2 separate regions of the Homo sapiens genome follow, and region 1 is linked to region 2. Evidence: chromatin loops called from intact Hi-C (ENCODE). Cell type or tissue: heart left ventricle. All regions are shown on one strand. Each heading gives the region's core, and the rest is flanking DNA. Links, peaks and the distances in the headings are about the cores only. Region 1 overlaps MFSD6 (major facilitator superfamily domain containing 6). Region 2 overlaps MFSD6 (major facilitator superfamily domain containing 6).

What was found. Peaks named below come from ENCODE experiments on the same cell type or tissue, not always from the same donor. Only the 100,000 strongest peaks of a DNase experiment are listed, where the experiment ranks them.
Region 1: it touches region 2 in a loop (2.0-fold over the local background); 35 of 110 quality-filtered maps call a loop at or near these places.

What each region holds. Positions count from the first base shown.
Region 1 is chr2:190,410,964-190,420,331 of GRCh38, forward strand. It overlaps MFSD6 (major facilitator superfamily domain containing 6), which reads left to right. Exons shown (of 8, transcript NM_017694.4): 2 at 4,329-4,450. Among named protein-coding and RNA genes, the nearest start is that of MFSD6, 7.3 kb to the left of the region's middle. In heart left ventricle, for the core only: no CTCF peak of the experiment used is centred there; no DNase peak of the experiment used is centred there; H3K27ac peaks cover 478 bases.
Region 2 is chr2:190,465,658-190,475,025 of GRCh38, forward strand. It overlaps MFSD6 (major facilitator superfamily domain containing 6), which reads left to right. Exons shown (of 8, transcript NM_017694.4): 4 at 4,101-4,198. It also overlaps a transcript of NEMP2 not described here. Among named protein-coding and RNA genes, the nearest start is that of MFSD6, 62 kb to the left of the region's middle. In heart left ventricle, for the core only: no CTCF peak of the experiment used is centred there; a DNase peak (open chromatin) is centred at 3,744; H3K4me3 peaks cover 308 bases; H3K27ac peaks cover 3,303 bases.

The sequences.
Region 1 (9,368 bases), core at 2,320-6,319, 54 kb before region 2:
AGAATTGCTTGAATCCGGGAGGTGGAGGTTGCAGTGAGCCGAGATCGCGCCACTGCACTCCAGCCTGGGCAACAGAGCGAGACTCTATCTCAAAAAAAAGAAAAAAAAAAACTAGCTTCAGAAGAAATTTATATACATTTGTTTAAACCTGCATACAGGCACACATACGCCTTTTTGTCCCCAAACTGTTGACAGTAGTTTTTTTTTTTTTTTTTCAGACAGAGTCTCGCTCTGTCACCAGGCTGGAGTGCAGTGGCTCGATCTCGGCCTACTGCAACCTCTGCCTCCTGGGTTCAAACTATTCTCCTGCCTCAGCCTCCCGAGTAGCTGGGATTACAGGCACATGCCACCAGGCTCAGCTAATTTTTATTTTTTTAGTAGAGACGGGGTTTCATCATGTTGGCCAGGATGGTCTCCATCTCCTGACCTCATGATTCCCCTGCCTAGGCCTCCCAAAGTGCTGGGATTACAGGCATGAGCCACTGCGCCCAGCCGACAGTGGCTATCTTCAGGAAGTGAGACAAGATGGAGAAAAGAGGATGTTTTTGCTTTTTACCTTATAAAGTTATGTTTGGGCTTAAAATTTTGTTTTTGGAACAAGCATGTGTTCTCTTATTATATAAACTAAAAAGGAAAACAAAAGAAGACTAGAATTAATTGATTTTATAACAATCCAAAGTAAGATAAAATTGAATGTGCCTAAACTCTAATGTTAGGGAAGTGAAATGAGACTCAGGAGATCAAAGTGAAAGGTGGCATACTGAGAATTGGGGGGCAAAGGGTAAAGAGTCTCAGGTGACTGGCTTTTACTTTTTCTAATAGTAACTGTAGCATATTCTACAACTCCTCAGTTTTCCTCCTCAATAAGAATGCTTTGGAGCATACACAATTTATCTGCTTGATTAGGGGTGATAAGAATTTCTTTCTTCCTGGTCTTGCTAGTGGTGGCTGTCTTTGGAAGCATGATTGTTCTGTACAGAACAATCTGGTAGAAGGTAGGAGTTGGAGAAACCAATTTACCTGCTGTGTCATCTCATGAAATTATGGCATTCTGGATGACTTTAGGTATAATTATTTTTAGTAACAATTTAGGAGAAGCAAGTTATCATAAAGTTAAACTAATCTGATGCATATGTACTTGTTAAATACAGTCCCATAGTTCTATCCAATTCTATGTAAAATTAACTAAAACCACTGCTTAGAATCCTTAAAAATTAATACATTTCCAGACTTAGAAATCCAGAGCCATAATACATTCAGACTTTTCAGAATCAAGAAAACACATGCTTAAACTTGGTTAATTATCATTGTGGTAGTAGGTAATCTTGAGAAAGAGGGAATTGTAAAAGTATTTTACAGAAGAGATATTCTCACAATTTTAGGTATTATCCAACATTTCATTTTGGGTTCTAATTATGTTTTAGGCAGAAGGAAATCTCCATCTTTTAATTTAGGAAACTTTGTTCAATAGGTTATCTTTAAAGGCAGAAATCAAGTGCAAAGTCCTACCCTACTACAAGGCCAGTTTGGGTAAAATTTCTTCCTCAAACTCAACTAACATGGCATTTCCTTGGGCATAGCATTTTTGATTCCTGGGAAAAGCAAACAAACACATCTGATGTCAATTCTGTGTGGGGCAATGAAAACACCTTAATGCCTCCACCAAGAACATTTCCTTTGAGTTTATAATTCCTCCATGTTTAATTATCCAACATTAGCTGTCTGTTCCCATTTACTCTACTGGCATTTTGGGGGTGAGAGGGGCTTGTGTCAGCCTGATTTGTTTTCCTAAATTCTGAATGATACGTTATCCAGTACTTAGCCCCACTGCTGGATTCAGTAACATTTGCTTTGTAGCTGTTTTTGATTGCCCACATTTGGATGATATTTATTTACTGTTTTTGCAAAATGGCATTGTCTCAAGTTGGCTGGGCAACTTTTGGAATCTACCAGTCATTTGTTCAGACAAGTGATGTTTGGTGCAGGGGCCAAAACAGAAAAGCCAACCAAATAATAAATAATTACAAACGTGGAACACCTAAACCTTGAGCCTATATGTTAATATGTGTCTGCTATAGTTACTGGTTGCTATGTTATGGCTTTAAAAAGAGCACACCCTCCCAAACCCCCACCTCTACCTCAGCACCAACAAAAACTACATCCCAATGTTGTATGTATTCAAAGTAGCCTCTCCCTGCCTTGATCCATTATGATGTAAATCTAGCTGAGCCACGTGTTGATGATTATGTTGAAGAGATGTGAGTGAGAGTTCTGTATTACCTTGTGACCTGGTGGTCCTGCTGCATTTTAGGATGGGAGGGGCGGGGTAGAATGGGGGAGAATAGGGCAAAGATGGGAAGAAATTCAGACCCTTAAAAAACCATGTTCAAGAGATGTGGAAAAAAATTGAATTAAGGGGGGCAGAGATGTCTTTCTTTGACATTTGTTGTGGGGCATGTTTTAGAATGGGAGACCAATTCAGGAAACATTTGGCAAGTACAAAACAGGAAAGGCCAGCTCTGAATGACTCTGAGGAAATGTTTGGAAGCATTTTGATCTGAGACCAAGAGTGGGATGGGGGAAAGACAGGGAAAGACAGGGACACTATGAATCAGCAGTGGGCAGAGTGAGCTCTGGTGTGTGGCTTTGAGGAGGATAAAAAGGAGGAACTGGTGCTGCCTGAACAAGCCCGATGTGTGGGTTAACCGTGCCAAAGGAAAGTGAGTGGCGAGCCTGGACTGGTAGTTAGCAGTCTGTGTTGGTTATGTAGAGAGACCTTGTTCCACAGGCAGGTGCACTCCACTCTGCACGGGGCCTGCTCTCTCTGAGCTCCAATAAACCAATGTACCATGAGCCCTGCTATACTGTGGGGTGAAGAGGAGACATGGCAGTCAGGGCCCAGGATTCCAGGAGAAACTGAGCACTGGAGCAGTGGCAGGAGTGGGTCCCTGTGAGTCACGCTGGGAATTCTTAACTGTTCAGGGCACTTTTAGGGACAAAGTTAAGGTAGAACATACTTGGCCTCAAGGTACTTGGCTCAAGGTAGAGCAAAGGAGGAAGGCACCACACCAAACACATAAAGCAGAATCATACAAAGTGACATGCATGCTGCCTATGACTTTTAAGAAGTACTGTGTTCCTGGGGCCTGTCTGGGGGGTTGGGTGGCAGGGGGAGGGAGAGCATCAGGATAAATAACTAATGCATGTGGGGCTTAATACCTAGATGATGGGTTGGTAGGTGCTGCAAACCACCATGGCACACGTTTGCCTATGTAACAAACCCACATGTCCTGCACATGTGTCCTGGAACATAAAATAAAGAAGCGCTGTGTTCTTGATTAACGTGCTCCAATCCAGCAAAGGCAAGCTTCTTTAGCTATTATGGAGTGCCTTTCTTAATTCTATTTCAAAATCATGCCTGTGCAATTGTGTTTAACTAATGAACAAATATGCCCCAATTCACATTTATAAGGGAGTTTAAATAAAAGACTTTATTATGATTCTTTTGAATGAGTAAACATGACACATTTCAATTTTATTTTCTGTGTAATGAGGCTCCCTGTAAAAGGTGTGCATATCTTTTAAGAGTGTCTCAAAGTCCTTGTGACAGTCCCTTTCAATTCCGTATACTGGGAAGCACAAGGCATTAGATGAATGATCAGACCTCAATTTAATAACTCTATAATTTTTCAGGAACTCCGGGAACAAGGACATCCTAATTGTCACTCAAATGTTTTATATTTAAAATAATTCCTTTTTAAATATGTATTTTTAAAGTGATAAATAATGATTTTTTAAAAATCCAGCCAAGTATAAGAAAAAAATTAAATAAGTCCTAATTTTACTACTCAGAGATAATCCCTGATAACACTTTGGTGTCATTTTTATCGAGTCTTTTTCTAAAATACATTTTATTTGAGCTACATAGATTTACAAATATAAACTGTACTATATCGAGAGGTTTGTGTCCTGCTCTTTCATTTAACATGATGCATTTTACCATGTAGTTAAGTTCTATTTTCCCATGATATGGATATAAGATTTTATTTTTCTCTATAGCTTATTTACCTATTTTCACCATAACTTATTTAACTGTCCTTATTATTGATCACTTACTTTGTTTCAGTTGTGATTGTTGTGAAAAGTGTTGCAATAAAAATCTTTACATTTAAGTCTTTGCTTTTCAGAAAGTTTATGTTTTTACTCTCAGTGAATGACAATGCCTGTCAATTCTCATACTCACCAGCATTGAATATTTCCATTTTAAAAATTATTGGTATGGTATGTATGTTAAAGTATCTATCTTTTTTATTTTTATTTATTTACAGACAGGATCTCTCTCAGTTACCCAGGCCGGAGTGCAGTGGCGTGATCCTAGCTCACTGCAGCCTTGAACCCCTGGGCTCAAGTGATTCTCCTGCCTTGGCCTCCTGAATAGCTAGAACTACAGGTATGAACCACCATGCCTGACTCATTAAAAAAAAATTGTAGACATGGGATCTTGCTTTGTTGCCCATGCTGGTCTTAAACTCCTGGCTTCAAGTGATCCTCCCGCCTCTGTCTCCCAAAGTGCTGGGATTACGGATGTGAGCCACTGTGCTCAGCCACTTTTTTATTTTATGGGCTAAGTAATAAACCTTTTTCTGAAACTAATTATATCATTAGAATTGATAGCTTATGGTAATTCTCAAGTTATCAGAACCCTAACAGCAAAATAAAACAATTTTAGATTACATATATGGGAAGGTACTAAGGATATAAATTATTCTTTTAGACTATAGCACATTTAGGGGATGTAAGTAAAAATAACTGATGATAGTCCAGGGCTATAGGAAAATGTATTATAAACCTTGAGATCTATATTCTGGTCTCAATTGTAAACTCATAAAAGGTCTGAGAAAGAAGCACCCATACATTTCTGTTTAAACTGCCTTGTCTCGTGTATAGATTGTGCTTTATTTAACCCTCTTAACTTCCTCAGTGTCTAATAGTGTTAGAATAGCTCTGTAATGTGAACTGTTACTTTTTCCTCCCGCTGGGCTTGTTCTAAGACAGGAAGCTTATTTGAAAGGTAGAAGGAAATGAAGTTCTGGGGCCTGCTTCAAATTTATATTATAAATTATGCTATATTGGCACAATATTTAATCAGGAGTCTAAAACTAATAAGTAGGAATCTGCTTCATGATGGCTGATAAGGTCTGAGGAACCTAAATTATAAATTTTTAATTGACATTTGATTATTTTCTTCCACAAAGTGAAAGTGAAAATCTAGTTGGTCTTTATTACTAAAGTCATCTTTATGGTTATAAGCTATTTCCTCCAACCCTTAAGAGATCAAAATAATTTGTTCCTTTTTCACCCTGTTAGCAAGTTGAAAGGAAATGTTAGAGAGGATTTCAGGTCCTTTCTTTCAGATTTATGATGTTACAAATATAAGTAAAATGTTTCTACAGAATATTTTATTTTAAGTGAATAGTTATTTCTTTCCTGGAGATAATGAATTATCATTCCAGTCCATATTACAATAGTGTGTTCTCCAGTGAACCAGTGCCTCACAGGCCCCCATCAGGCTGTAGACATGAAAACAGACATGAACATAAATTCATGAGCACAGATGGATGAAATACTAGCCTAGTTCAAGGGTGGTGCCAAATAATTCTGGGAAAAGTGCTTTTGGCATAATTGCAAAATAAGACCCAGAGTTTTAATGAAATATCTGGAATAAAACTACAACTACCAGCAACACCAAATGTTCATATGTTGCTTTTAGATTAACAGAATGCTTTCTCATACTTTATTTCATTTAAGCTCTAGAATCCTTCTGGGAGTTAATTGACTTAAGTTTGTATGGAAAAGGAGGCTTAAAGAGGCACTGATTTATCAAAGCCAGGGGGATGCAACTGGGACTTCTTTTGACTCTACTTCCTAAAATGAATTTTTGATCACATTAAACTTTAATAAAAATTTATATGTTTATTGTCATCAGGTGCTTGTCAAAATAAACAGTATTGAGAGCTTACAGGGGTAAAGGGCAATATGTTATGTTCTAGATTCCTCCCTCGAGGGGTATACAGTCTTGTTGGGCAAACGAGATATCTGTAAAAAGATAGCAATAAAATTACCTATAAATCCTACAGTAGATGTGAGAACAATCTCTAGAAGTAGAGGAAGGAGTGAGGAAAATGTTTCAAGTGTATTCTATTTCCAGATGTTATGAAAGGTCCCATTAGATATAGTGAATTCATAAAGTACTGTTTGTTCTGAAATGATACCATCACAGGACTTCAGTACTGGATCATTAGCGGTAAGATCAGCACACCAAAATAAAAGTTCAAATGTTGGGAAATCCTTAGCAAGGTCACAGTAGCAAAACCCTGCCAATCTATTCATCCTTTAAGATTGGCTCGAGGCCCCACACCACAGACCCTCTGTGTACATCACCTGTGCTTGCTCCTGTTTGAACATTTAGCATAAGGTGTTGTGATTGTGTGTGCCCCCGTCTTCTTCTCGCCTCTGGGTGTCATGACAGGGACTGTGTGGCCTCCAGCATGTGTCCTACCTACTAGTGGGTGCTCGATCTATAGCTGTAGGGTTTTTTTGGTTGTTCAAATGAATGTCTTTTTTTCAGTATAATTCCATTGTATTTTGTGTTCTGTCGTCCCTCAGCCTGGTATTCAAGGCCCTGTGCCATCTGTTGCTGTCTGGGTGGCCTCATGTGCCCTTTAGTCTTGGGATAAATCTTTTACGGATCCTCTGCTGCCTTTTCTTTCCTCTACCCTGGAATAGTTTTCCCACTCATCTTTGCCTGTGAATCCTGCCCATCTTTCAGAGTTCAATTTAAGCCCCTCGTTTTCTTGACAACCCCTGTCTGAAGTATGGACACCCTACTTGGAACTCCAGAAGCATGCCTATTGTCCCTAATATCTTTTAGTTAATAAATTATATAGGGCTATGTGGCTTTTCTTCCATTATTATTCTGACTTTTCATTTAACCCTTTAGTGGTGTGTGTGTGTGTGTGTGTGTGTGTGTGTGTGTGTATGTGAGAGAGAGAGAGATGTGGTTTATCATTGCTTGTCAATGATAAAGCAAGTCTTTGAGGCCTAAGACCTAACTTTTGGGATCCCTGTCTCATAGCTGCACAGTGCATTGAGAGTCAGTACCTGCTAAGAGCAGCACTGCTACTCATTCCCTATGTGACTTTGGGCTGGTTATTTGCCTTCTCTGTGCCACAGTTTCCTCATTGGTAAAACTGGGAAAGGAATCATTTCCACCCCAGAGAACTGTTGTGAGTATTAAATGAGTTAATACATGCTAGGTTCATAGCAAGTGTTACTTAAGTGTTATTGTATTGTAGTTGGTAATAATATGATAGTATAATCCACTGATTCCCTGTTGAAGTGCAAATATGTTGTCAAGATGGGGCAACCAAGGTTGTGAATCAGCTTGCTTATGATCTAGCAGTCAGGTTTTACTAGGAGCCTTGGAAAGGCCCACCAAGAATGACAAGGTGGTTGGGCACAGTGGCCCACACCTGTAATTCCAGTACTTTAGGAGGCTGAGGCAAATGGATCACTTGAGCCCAGGAGTTCAAGACCAGCCTGGGCAACATAGTGAGACCCTGTCTCTGCAAACAACTGAAAAGAATAGCTGAAAGTGGTGGTGTGTGCCTGTAGTCCCAGCTACTTGGGAGGTTGAGGTGGGAGGATCACTTGAGCCCAGGAGGTCAAGGCTGCAGTGAGCTGTGATTGTGCCACTGCGCTCCAGCCTGGGTGGCAGAAGGAGCCCCTATCTAAAAAAACAAAACAAAACAAAAGAATGACAAGGGTGCCAGGTTCTAGTTTCTGGGAGGAGTTTCAATCCCAGTGGAATGCTGCTAGTAGCAGCTCTGGGGAGCTAGTAGCAGCTCTGGGGAGCCCGTGGGCAGTGCTGAGTGCCTGGAGGGCTCAGGCTGGAAACTGGGCTGACAGGACTGAGACCAGTTTTGTTTCTTTCATCATTTGGCTTTGCCATAAAGGAACCATGTCACAATACCCTGAAAGGAAGAGGAAGATTCCAAAATAGTCATTCATCTTTGCACAGATCAGTGCCCTTGTAGCCTGTGTGACTGTTATAAAACTAACCTTATATATTTTTTTCATGACATTGGCTAAATGTCTAGCAGATGCTAAAGCAATCCTGATGGAAAAAAAAAATCTATGGGAATTGACCTCGCACACTGTGTCTCTGGAAAAAGCTCTATCCTGGAAGAAGCTGGGGGTTGAACTGAATGTTTGAGTGCGGTGTGTGAATACCTAGATTCTAACGCTCTTTTACAGTAGTTTCCCTGTGTCTATACTGGTCATAATTGCAGCAGTATGTTAGAGTCCAGCTCTGGGACTCACATTTCCCAAAGCCATTGAGAATGTTGGCCAATAACAGTTGACAAGACAGAGCTGGCTGCAAGGGTTTGAAAAGTTGATTTCCCTGCTTCGCAGCTTCAGCCCTCATCACTAGGCAACACTGAGTTATGATGGCCATGGCACAAGGAAGAGTGTCCCTTCTGTGGTATCCAGGGACTATTTCCTCTCCATCACTGATAATTATGTCACTGCTATGTTATAGCACACATTCTTATCATGTTTGTAAATCTAACCTTTGGCAATTATTCCAAATAATGTATTCGATCTCAGGGTTTCTTTCTTCAAAAGTTGAATCCATTTTCATACTCTCATATATTTGCGGATAACTCAATATATGTTTGAACAGTTTTAATTCAAATACATAATGAAGAAAGCTATCAGTTTTAATAAGAATGATTTCATTGCCTCTCATCAATAATTCAGAAATACCTGCTATTTGAATGACTCAGTGTAGGTACTGGTAGCATAGCTTTCCAGGTTTTAGAAGTCTGTGTTATATTTTCACAATAGTTGTATTGATTACTATCATTAGACTGTGCCAGGTGAGAAGACTTCTGCTTTCCTAAAAAGTAAACAAAGCCTTCCTTATCTGATTAGGATGAACTGCAAACCTGCACTAGAGAATATTTCCCAGAAAAGATCATAAAGTTAATTCTGTATATAATTTGAAATGTCTTCTTAACTCTATATTTTCAAGTTTCTTTTTTTAAAAAAGCATTAAGACTCAGACATTAAAAACAAAATATTAACTGAATTGATTCATGTTCATTGCCCACTGTCTTAGTTTGCTCAGGCTGCTATAACAAAATATATAGCAACCATATATAGCATATATATATAGCAACCATATATAGACAGGGTTGCTTGAACCACAGTTTATTTCTCACAGTTCTGGAGACTGAGAAATCCAACATCAAGGTGCAAGTAAACTCTGTTCCTGTTGAGGGCCCTCTTCCTGGCTACTAGAT
Region 2 (9,368 bases), core at 2,070-6,069:
TTGGGTTACCACAAAGTACCACGGTCTGGGTGGCTTAAAAAACAGAAGTTTATGGCCGGGCGTGGTGGCTCACGCCTATAATCCCAGCACTTTGGGAGGCCGAGGCAGGTGGATCACTTTAGGTTTGGAGTTCAAGACCAGCCTGGCCAACATAGTGAAACCCCATCTCTACTAAAAATACAAAAATTAGCCGGGCCTGGTAGCATGCACCTGTAATCTCAGCTACTTGGGAGGCTGAGGCAGAAGAATCGCTTGAATCCGGGAGGCGGTGGTTACAGCAAACCAAGATCATGCCATTGCAAAAAACAAACAAAAAAACTCGGAAGTTTATTTCTTCACAGTTCTGGAGGCAAAAAGTCCGAGATCAATTGTCCGTAGGGTTGGTTACTTCCAAGGGCCTCTCTCTTTGGCTTAGGTTTTCTTCCAGAGTTTTTATTTCTTCCCTTGTGCCTGCTTGTGTCCTAATCTCTTGGAAAAACACCAGTTATATTGGATTAGGACCTATCCATATGACATCATTTTACCTAATTACCTCTTCTAAGGCTATATTTCCAAATACAATCACATTTTGAGGTACTGGGGGTCAGAACTTAAGACTTCAGCACATGAACTGGGGGAACACATGGTTCAGTCATAACAGTGCATACTATGGCAGTTTAAATATCCTATTCTGATACTGAAGTACTTTTCAGTGACTATTCAGTAAATATACGTGTACTTCTTTGCCTTTTCATAGATCCAAATGCTGTCTTTCTTTCTGCTCACAATTTTACCCTTGCTGATTTCTTGAAGCCACTGGCTTCCTCAAAATGGTTGGTGAGGAAGGAATGCGAATGCTCTTGTCTTTTGGAATTCTGGGATAAAAGTTTTGTCAGAAACCAAAGAGTATTTACTTGGATACTTTTCCTTAAGATGATGATGATGATGATGAATCATTTATTGAGTGCTTATTTTGGGCAAGTCATTGTGTCGTCATTTTCACAACAAACCTACAGAATACATGTTTTTATCCCCACTTGATATATGAGGAAACTGAGGCTCAGAGAGATGAAATAACCTTGACCTGGATACTTCTTATTTTGTGTTTTCTTTTTTAGGGTACCTGTTTGCTCCTAAAGGACTATCAATTGTGAAAGTAGAAATGTGGGAAAGAAGGGAAGGCTATATCAAATTCATAGCCACTCAGCTTGTTGATGGCAATCTGAGACCTAAGGGTCCCAGAAGTTGTGAACCGGTCACTCCAGTGACTGAATTCCATCTGGGAAGAGGTTTGAAGGCAAAGCACAATCTACCTCCTAAACTGGATCAATTGACACTGGGTTATTTTAAGCCAGGAGTTTTGGACTATGGCCTGGATTGAATTACAGTTGTCATGGCAACCCTGATTCAGAGGTGGGCTCAAAAGACAGCTTCAGGATAGACAATTTGTGAACACTAGGAAAGTGGATTACCAACATTGTTTTATGATGGGATTATATTACAGTATTACTGGGGACAGCTTGGAATGAGTTAGACCACTGGTTCTCCACCCTGGCTCAGTAAGAGAACAACCTGGGGAACTTTCAAAATGCCTGGGTTTCAACCATAGAGATCTTTATTGAGATAGGTGTGGGCCTCGGCATCTGTAGTTGTAAACAGTTACCATGGTAAATCTGATGTCCAGCCAAGGTTAAGAATTAAGGAGCTGGCTCATGCCTGTAATTCCAGCATTTTGGGAGGCCGAGGTGGGCGGACTACCTGAGGTCAGGAGTTTGAGACCAGCCTGGCCAACATGGCAAAACCTCGTCTCTACTAAAAATACAAAAATTAGCCAGGCATGGTGGCACATTCCTGTAATCCCAGCTAGTCAGGAGGCTGAGGCGGGAGAATTGCTTGAACCTGGGAGGCGGAGGTTTCAGTGAGCCGAGATCGTGCCACTGCTCTCTAGCCTCGGCAACAGAGCGAGACTCTGTCTCAAAAAAAGAAAAAGAATTAAGGAGCGAGGCCAGGTCAGTGGCAAGCTGTGGCTCACTGACCAAATCTGGCCTGCTGCCTGTTTTTATATGGCCCGTGAACTAAGAATAATAGTTTCTACATGTTTAAATGGTTGAAAAAAAACACAAGAAGAATAAGATTTTGTGACACATGAAAATTATTTTATGAAGTTTGCATTTCAGTGTTCATAATTCAGCTCTTGTTGGAACATGGCCATGCTCATTCATTTACATATTGCCTGTGGCTGCTTTCATGCTACAGCAGCAGAGCTGAGGAGCTGCAACAGAGACCATGTAGCTCGTGAAGCCTAAACTGTTTAATGTGTGGTCCTTTATAGAAAAGTGTTTGCTGACCCCTGAGTTAGGGTAAAGAGAGGCCACCCACAGGGCTGGCTTAGAATTTGTAAAAGGAGGCACAGGTTTGTTTAACTTGTGTGTTCATGTAGTATATTTTGCATTTTAATTTCCTGTGGCTTTTTTTTTCCCTAGCAGAGGGAAACTGATGAATCTGTAGCAAGTTTGTTCAATAAAAGTTTCATTAAGGCAGATTGAAACGTACTTTTCTCCTCCAAACACACAAGTACAAAGAACATAATGTCCATAGAACAAGATGACCCAGACTTTTTGTAATACTTCACTGAGAATCTGCTAAATCCCTCTAATATCTGTTGCCTATTTCATCCACACCCTTCAACTTTTTCTTTTTTGTCTTTTCTTCATCTTTCTTTTCCATATGTGAGATTAGTGATAGCTGGGTGTCTGAGAGCATTTCCCTTTGTTGATTCAGTGTTGGGAAAAAGGGAACAGTGTTTATAGGAATGAATTTTTTTTTTTTTTTTTGAGACAGGGTCTTGCTCTGTTTGCCAGGCTGGAGTGCAGTGGTGGGATTATGGCTCAGGGCAGCCTAGACCTCCCAGGCTCAAGCAGTCCTCCTACCTCAGCCTCCCAAGTAGCTGGGACTATAGGTGTGTGCCACCAAGCCTGGCTAATTTTTTTTTTTTTTTTTTTGGTAGAGACAGGTTCTCACTATGTTGCCCAGGCTGGTCTTGAACTCTTGGGCGCAAGTGATCCTCCTGCCTCAGCCTCCCAGGGTGCTCAGATTACAGGCATGAGTCAATACACTCAGTCAGGAATGATTTTAACATAAAAAGCAAGATTAGGAAAATACCACTGATTATCGTGTTGGTTTATTTCTTTTACCTTTTACTTTTCATCAAATTGGATTCAGAAAACAGAGCATTAAGGTTAGGAAAATTAACAGAAAATAGAAAACAAGGGAGAAAGATAAATCCCTACCATTAGGGTGTATTTTGTGCAGAGAAGTAGCCACTCTTTGCTTCCAAACCAGCCCATCCAGTTCAGAACGAGAGACTGAAACCTTATGCTTGGGTGCACCACTTCAGGCCTTTGCTTATTTTCTTTCTACTTATACTTTTGGCAGCGGTAATGGTGGGGGTGAGAGAATGCAAGAGGTTGGTGTATATTTATTAGTTTTGTAAACATATGATACCATGAATTTTTTAAAAGATGAACATGTATCCATTGAACTGATAGGAGAAACTATTTGATTTCCAAATAGTTTATAGTAGTTAGTGAATGATAGTTTTCAATGACCTTCAGAGTCTCCTTGTGAAACTGCTTGGTATCTTGGGTATTATGAGCAAGGCCACATTCGTGTTTACATATTCTCATTTTTATCCTTCCTTCCCCCATTGTAGTGAAGTGGTTACAATCCCAGGCATAGTTCTCCTACAGCCACCTGGAAGGAAGCCAGTAATGTCATTACTGATGGCAGTGCGCCCAGACTATCTTAAAAAAGCATCATCTCTGCTACAAATTAAGTTTCAGGAAGGGTGATGTTCACTTTTATATTAACAAGCATTTTGAAAAGGCTGAGGGCAGATATGTTAGAAGCCATCTTCTTATTCCTAAATTCATGCTTAAATGTAATTGTCCTTCAGTTTTCCCACTCCTGAGTTTGGAGTCTGCTGGATGATGGGTGGTTTGGGGAAGGAAAAGGTAGGTAATATTTGCATGTTTTGTACACATATTAGATTGTATATTAGGGACTCAGTTTATTTTCCTTTGCTTTTTTTTATTTTATTTTTATTTTTTATTTTTTTTTAGGGTTCTGTACATTGGCCTGGCCTGCAATACGGCTCGCTATATTTATATTTCCTACCTGGAGAATGCCTGGACTGTTCTCCCCATGGAAGTTCTTCAAGGTAAGTTAACAGCTGGGATTGAAATTATTTCTCTGCCTTCCCTGAGCTGTGGCTAAAAGCCCAGTGGCCTTCAGCATCTGATTCTATAAAGGAAGGGCAGGCCTACTGTTTCATGTGATTTTGAAGTGGTTGTTAAGGAAGAGATGACATCAGGAGGGATGGTTCCTTGGTTACCTGAGTGCTGCTTTGTGTTGAGCCAAACAAAGCTGGACTTGATCCACACCCTTGTGATTAAACAAAGGAAGAGGAACTCTAGAATAAACTCCTGTGCACAACTATTAGACATGGACATCCAAGGGTGGTTTTAAGATATAAAAATATTTATCTTTTAAAGTTTTTGGTGTTTTTAGTTTTGTAGGTTAACTATAGTTACTGAAAAAAAGATTGTTGTCATAATTATTTTATCTCTTCAGTTATTTTTATCACATCTGGTGACTTATAACTAAAGTTTTATAGCCACACCGTTGTTTTTCCATGAACTTTAAAAAATCTCTGCTCAAATGTCCTGCCCTGAGTTCTCTTTGCTTCAGTGTACTGTCTCCCATCAAGACACAACTGAAAAAGTTTCTAGAAGGCTCTTGTCATGTAGCTGAAGAGTGCTGAAAAAATGGATTACTATTCAAAGCTCATTGCCATGTTAGCTCATATAGTACTGACCACATCCTGAAAAGTCCTGATTGGCATCATGATTAAAATAAAGGTTCAGGACAAGATCGCTGGAGTTGAGTGACGGTCCAGGCTACTAAATCATTAATTGCACTAAACAGTCTGTGATTTGATTATATACGATTTCATTAGCTTTATAGATTGCCATTATCATTTTCCCTTACCCTAAGGAGACAAATGCGGTGTAATCAATGTGATTAATTGTCATGATGAAAGATTGAGAATTTCAGTCTTTTAAAATGAAAGATTCATAATTATACATCTAAACAGAATGTACAAAATGCCAGCTCATTCATCAAATTCATCATAGCAATGAAAAAAGAACTTATCCTAATTGAAAGGAGATATAATTTATATTCACATTATAATTATAAAATTCAAGTATATATATATATACTTTAAGATGCTTTTCTCAGATTTGATGCAATGGTGTAGCTAGTAAAAGGAGATTCTGTTTACAAATATATAGAAAATGGAAACTTGGTCTTTAATAATAAGAAATTATTGTTTCTAATAATTAGAACTCTGGAAGGGTCTTGAGGGGAGGCACACATCTCAGTTTTGTGTCATTTAAGAATAACAGGAGGGTGGAGCCAAGATGGCCGAATAGGAACAGCTCCAGTCTACAGGTCTCAGCGTAAGTGACACAGAAGACTACTGATTTCTGCATTTCCAACTGAGGTACCGGGTTCATCTCACTGGGGATTGTCAGGCAGTGGGTGCAGGATAGTGGGTGCAGCGCGGTGAGCGTGAGCTGAAGCAGGGCGAGGCATCACCTCACCCAGGAAGCACAAGGGGTCAGGGAATTCCCTTTCCTAGCCGAGGAAAGGGGTGAGAGATGGCACCTGGAAAATTGGGTCACTCCCACCCTAATACTGTGCTTTTCCAACAGTCTTAGCAAACGGCACACTAGGAGATTATATCCCGCACCTGGCTTGGAGGGTCCTACGCCCACGGAGCCTCCCTCATTGCTAGCACAGCAGTCTGAGATCAAACTGCAAGGCGGCAGTGAGGCTGGGGGAGGGGCACCCGCCATTGCTGAGGCTTGAGTAGGTAAACAAAGCAGCGGCTGGGAAGCTTGAACTGGGTGGAGCCCACCACAGCTCAAGGAGGCCTGCCTGCCTCAGTAAACTCCACCTCTGGGGGCAGAGCATAGCCAAACAAAAGGCAGCAGAAACCTCTGCAGACTTAAATGTCCCTGTCTGACAGCTTTGAAGACAGTAGTTCTCCCAGGACGCAGCTTGAGATCTGAGAACAGACAGACTGCCTCCTCAAGTGGGTCCCTGACCCGCAAGTAGCCTAACTGGGAGGCACCCCCCAGTAGGGGCAGACTGATAACTCATACGGCCGGGTACCCCTCTGAGACAAAACTTCCAGAGGAACGATCAGGCAGCAATATTTGCTGTTCACCAATATCCGCTGTTCTGCAGCTTTCACTGCTGATACCCAGGCAAACAGGGTCTGGAGTGGACCTCCAGCAAACTCCAACAGACCTGCAGCTGAGGCTCCTGACTGTTAGAAGGAAAACTAACAAACAGAAAGGATATCCACACCAAAACCCCATCTGTACGTCACCATCATCAAAGACCAAAGGTAGTTAAAACCACAAAGATGGGGAAAAAACAGAGCAGAAAAACTGAAAATTCTAAAAATCAGAGCACCTCTCCTCCTCCAAAGAAACGCAGCTCCTCACTAGCAATGGAACAAAGCTGGACAGAGAATGACTTTGATGAGTTGAGAGAAGGCTTCAGACGATCAAACTACTCCGAGCTAAAGGAAGAAGTTCAAACCCATGGCAAAGAAGTTAAAAACCTTGAAAAAAGATTAGATGAATGGCTAACTACAATAACCAATGCAGAGAAGTCCTTAAAGGACCTGATGGAGCTGAAAACCACGGCACGAGAAATAGGTGACAAATGCACAAGCCTTAGTAGCTGATTTGATCATCTGGAAGAAAGGGTATCAGTGATGGAAGATCAAATGAATGAAATGAAGTGAGAAAAGAAGTTTAGAGAAAAAAGAATAAAAAGAAACGAACAAAGCCTCCAAGAAATATGGGAGTATGTGAAAAGACCAAATCTACATCTGATTGGTGTACCTGAAAGTGACAGGGAGAATGGAACCAAGTTGGAAAACACTCTGCAGGATATTATCCAGGAGAACTTCCCCAATCTAGCAAGGCAGGCCAACATTCAAATTCAGGAAATATAGAGAAGCCACAAAGATACTCCTCGAGAAGAGCAACTCCAAGACACATAATTGTCAGATTCACCAAAGTTGAAATGAAGGAAAAAATGTTAAGGGCAGCCAGAGAGAAAGGTCGGGTTACCCACAAAGGGAAGCCCATCAGATTAACAGGTGATCTCTGGGCAGAAACTCTACAAGCCAGAAGAGAGTGGGGGCCAATATTCAACATTCTTAAAGGAAAGAATTTTCAACCCAGAATTTCATATCCAGCCAAACTAAGCTTTATAAGTGAAGGAGAAATAAAATACTTTACAGACAAGCAAATGCTGAGAGATTTTGTCACCACCAGACCTGCCCTAAAAGAGCTCCTGAAGGAAGCACTAAACATGGAAAGGAACAACCGGTACCAGCTACTGCAAAAACATGCCAAATTGTAAAGACCATCGAGGCTAGGAAGAAACTGCATCAACCAACAAGCAAAATCACCAGCTAACATCATAATGACAGGATCAAATTCACACATAACAATATTAACCTTAAATATAAATGGGCTAAATGCTCCAATTAAAAGACACAGACTGGCAAATTGGATAAAGAGTCAAAACCCATCAGTGTGCTGTATTCAGGAAACCCATCTCACGTGCAGAAACACACATAGGCTCAAAATAAAGGGATGGAGGAAGATCTACCAAGCAAATGGAAAACAAAAAAAGGCAGGGGTTGCAATCCTGGTCTCTGATAAAACAAACATCAGAAGAGACAAAGAAGGCCATTACATAATGGTAAAGGGATCAATTCAACAAGAAGAGCTAACTATCCTAAATATATATGCACCCAATACAGGAGCACCCAGATTCATAAAGCAAGTCCTTAGAGACCTACAAAGAGACTTAGACTCCCACACAATAATAATTGGAGACTTTAACACCCCACTGTCAACATTAGACAGATCAACGAGACAGAAAGTCAGTAAGGATATCCAGGAATTGAACTCAGCTTTCCTGAGTGGACCTAATAGACATCTACAGAACTCTCCACCCCAAATCAACAGAATATACATTCTTTTCAGCACCACACCTATTCCAAAATTGACCACATAGTTGGAAGTAAAGCACTCCTCAGCAAATGTAAAAGAACAGAAATTATAACAAACTGTCTCTCAGACCACAGTGCAATCAAACTAGAACTCAGGATTAAGAAACTCACTCAAAACTGCTCAAGTACATGGAAACTGAACAACCTACTCCTGAATGACTACTGGGTACATAAGGAAATGAAGGCAGAAATAAAGATGCTCTTTGAAACCAACGAGAACAAAGACACAATGTACCAGAATCTCTGGGACACAGTCAAAGCAGTGTGTAGAGGGAAATTTATAGCACTAAATGCCCACAAGAGAAAGCAGGAAAGATCCAAAATTGACGCCCTAACATCACAATTAAAAGAACTAGAGAAGCAAGAGCAAACACATTCAAAAGCTAGCAGAAGGCAAGAAATAACTAAGATCAGAGCAGAACTGAAGGAAATAGAGACACAAAAAACCCTTCAAAAAATCAATGAATCCAGGAGCTGGTTTTTTGAAAAGATCAACAAAATTGATAGACCGCTAGCAAGACTAATAAAGAAGAAAAGATTAAAGAATCAAATAGACGCAATAAAAAATGATAAAGGGGATATCACCACCGATCCCACAGAAATACAAACTACCATCAGAGAATACTATAAACACCTCTATGCAAATAAACTAGAAAATCTAGAAGAAATGGATAAATTCCTTGACACAAACAACCTCCCAAGACTAAACCAGGAAGAAGTTGAATCTCTGAATAGACCAATAAAAGGCTCTGAAATTGAGGCAATAATTAATAGCTTACCAACCAAAAAAAGTCCAGGACCAGATGGATTCACAGCTGAATTCGACCAGAGGTACAAGGAGGAGCTGGTACCATTCCTTCTGAAACTATTCCAATCAAGAGAAAAAGAGGGAATCCTCCCTAACTCATTTTATGAGGCCAGCATCATCCTGATACCAAAGCCTGGCACAGACACAACCAAAAAAGAGAATTTTAGACCAATATTCCTGATGAAGATAGATGCAAAAATCCTCAATAAAATACTGGCAAACCGAATCCAGCAGCACATCAAAAAGCTTATCCACCATGATCAAGTGGGCTTCATCCCTGGGATGCAAGGCTGGTTCAACATATGCAAATCAATAAATGTAATCCAGCATATAAACAGAACCAAAGACAAAAATCACATGATTATCTCAATAGATGCAGAAAAGCCTTTGCAAAATTCAACAACCCTTCATGCT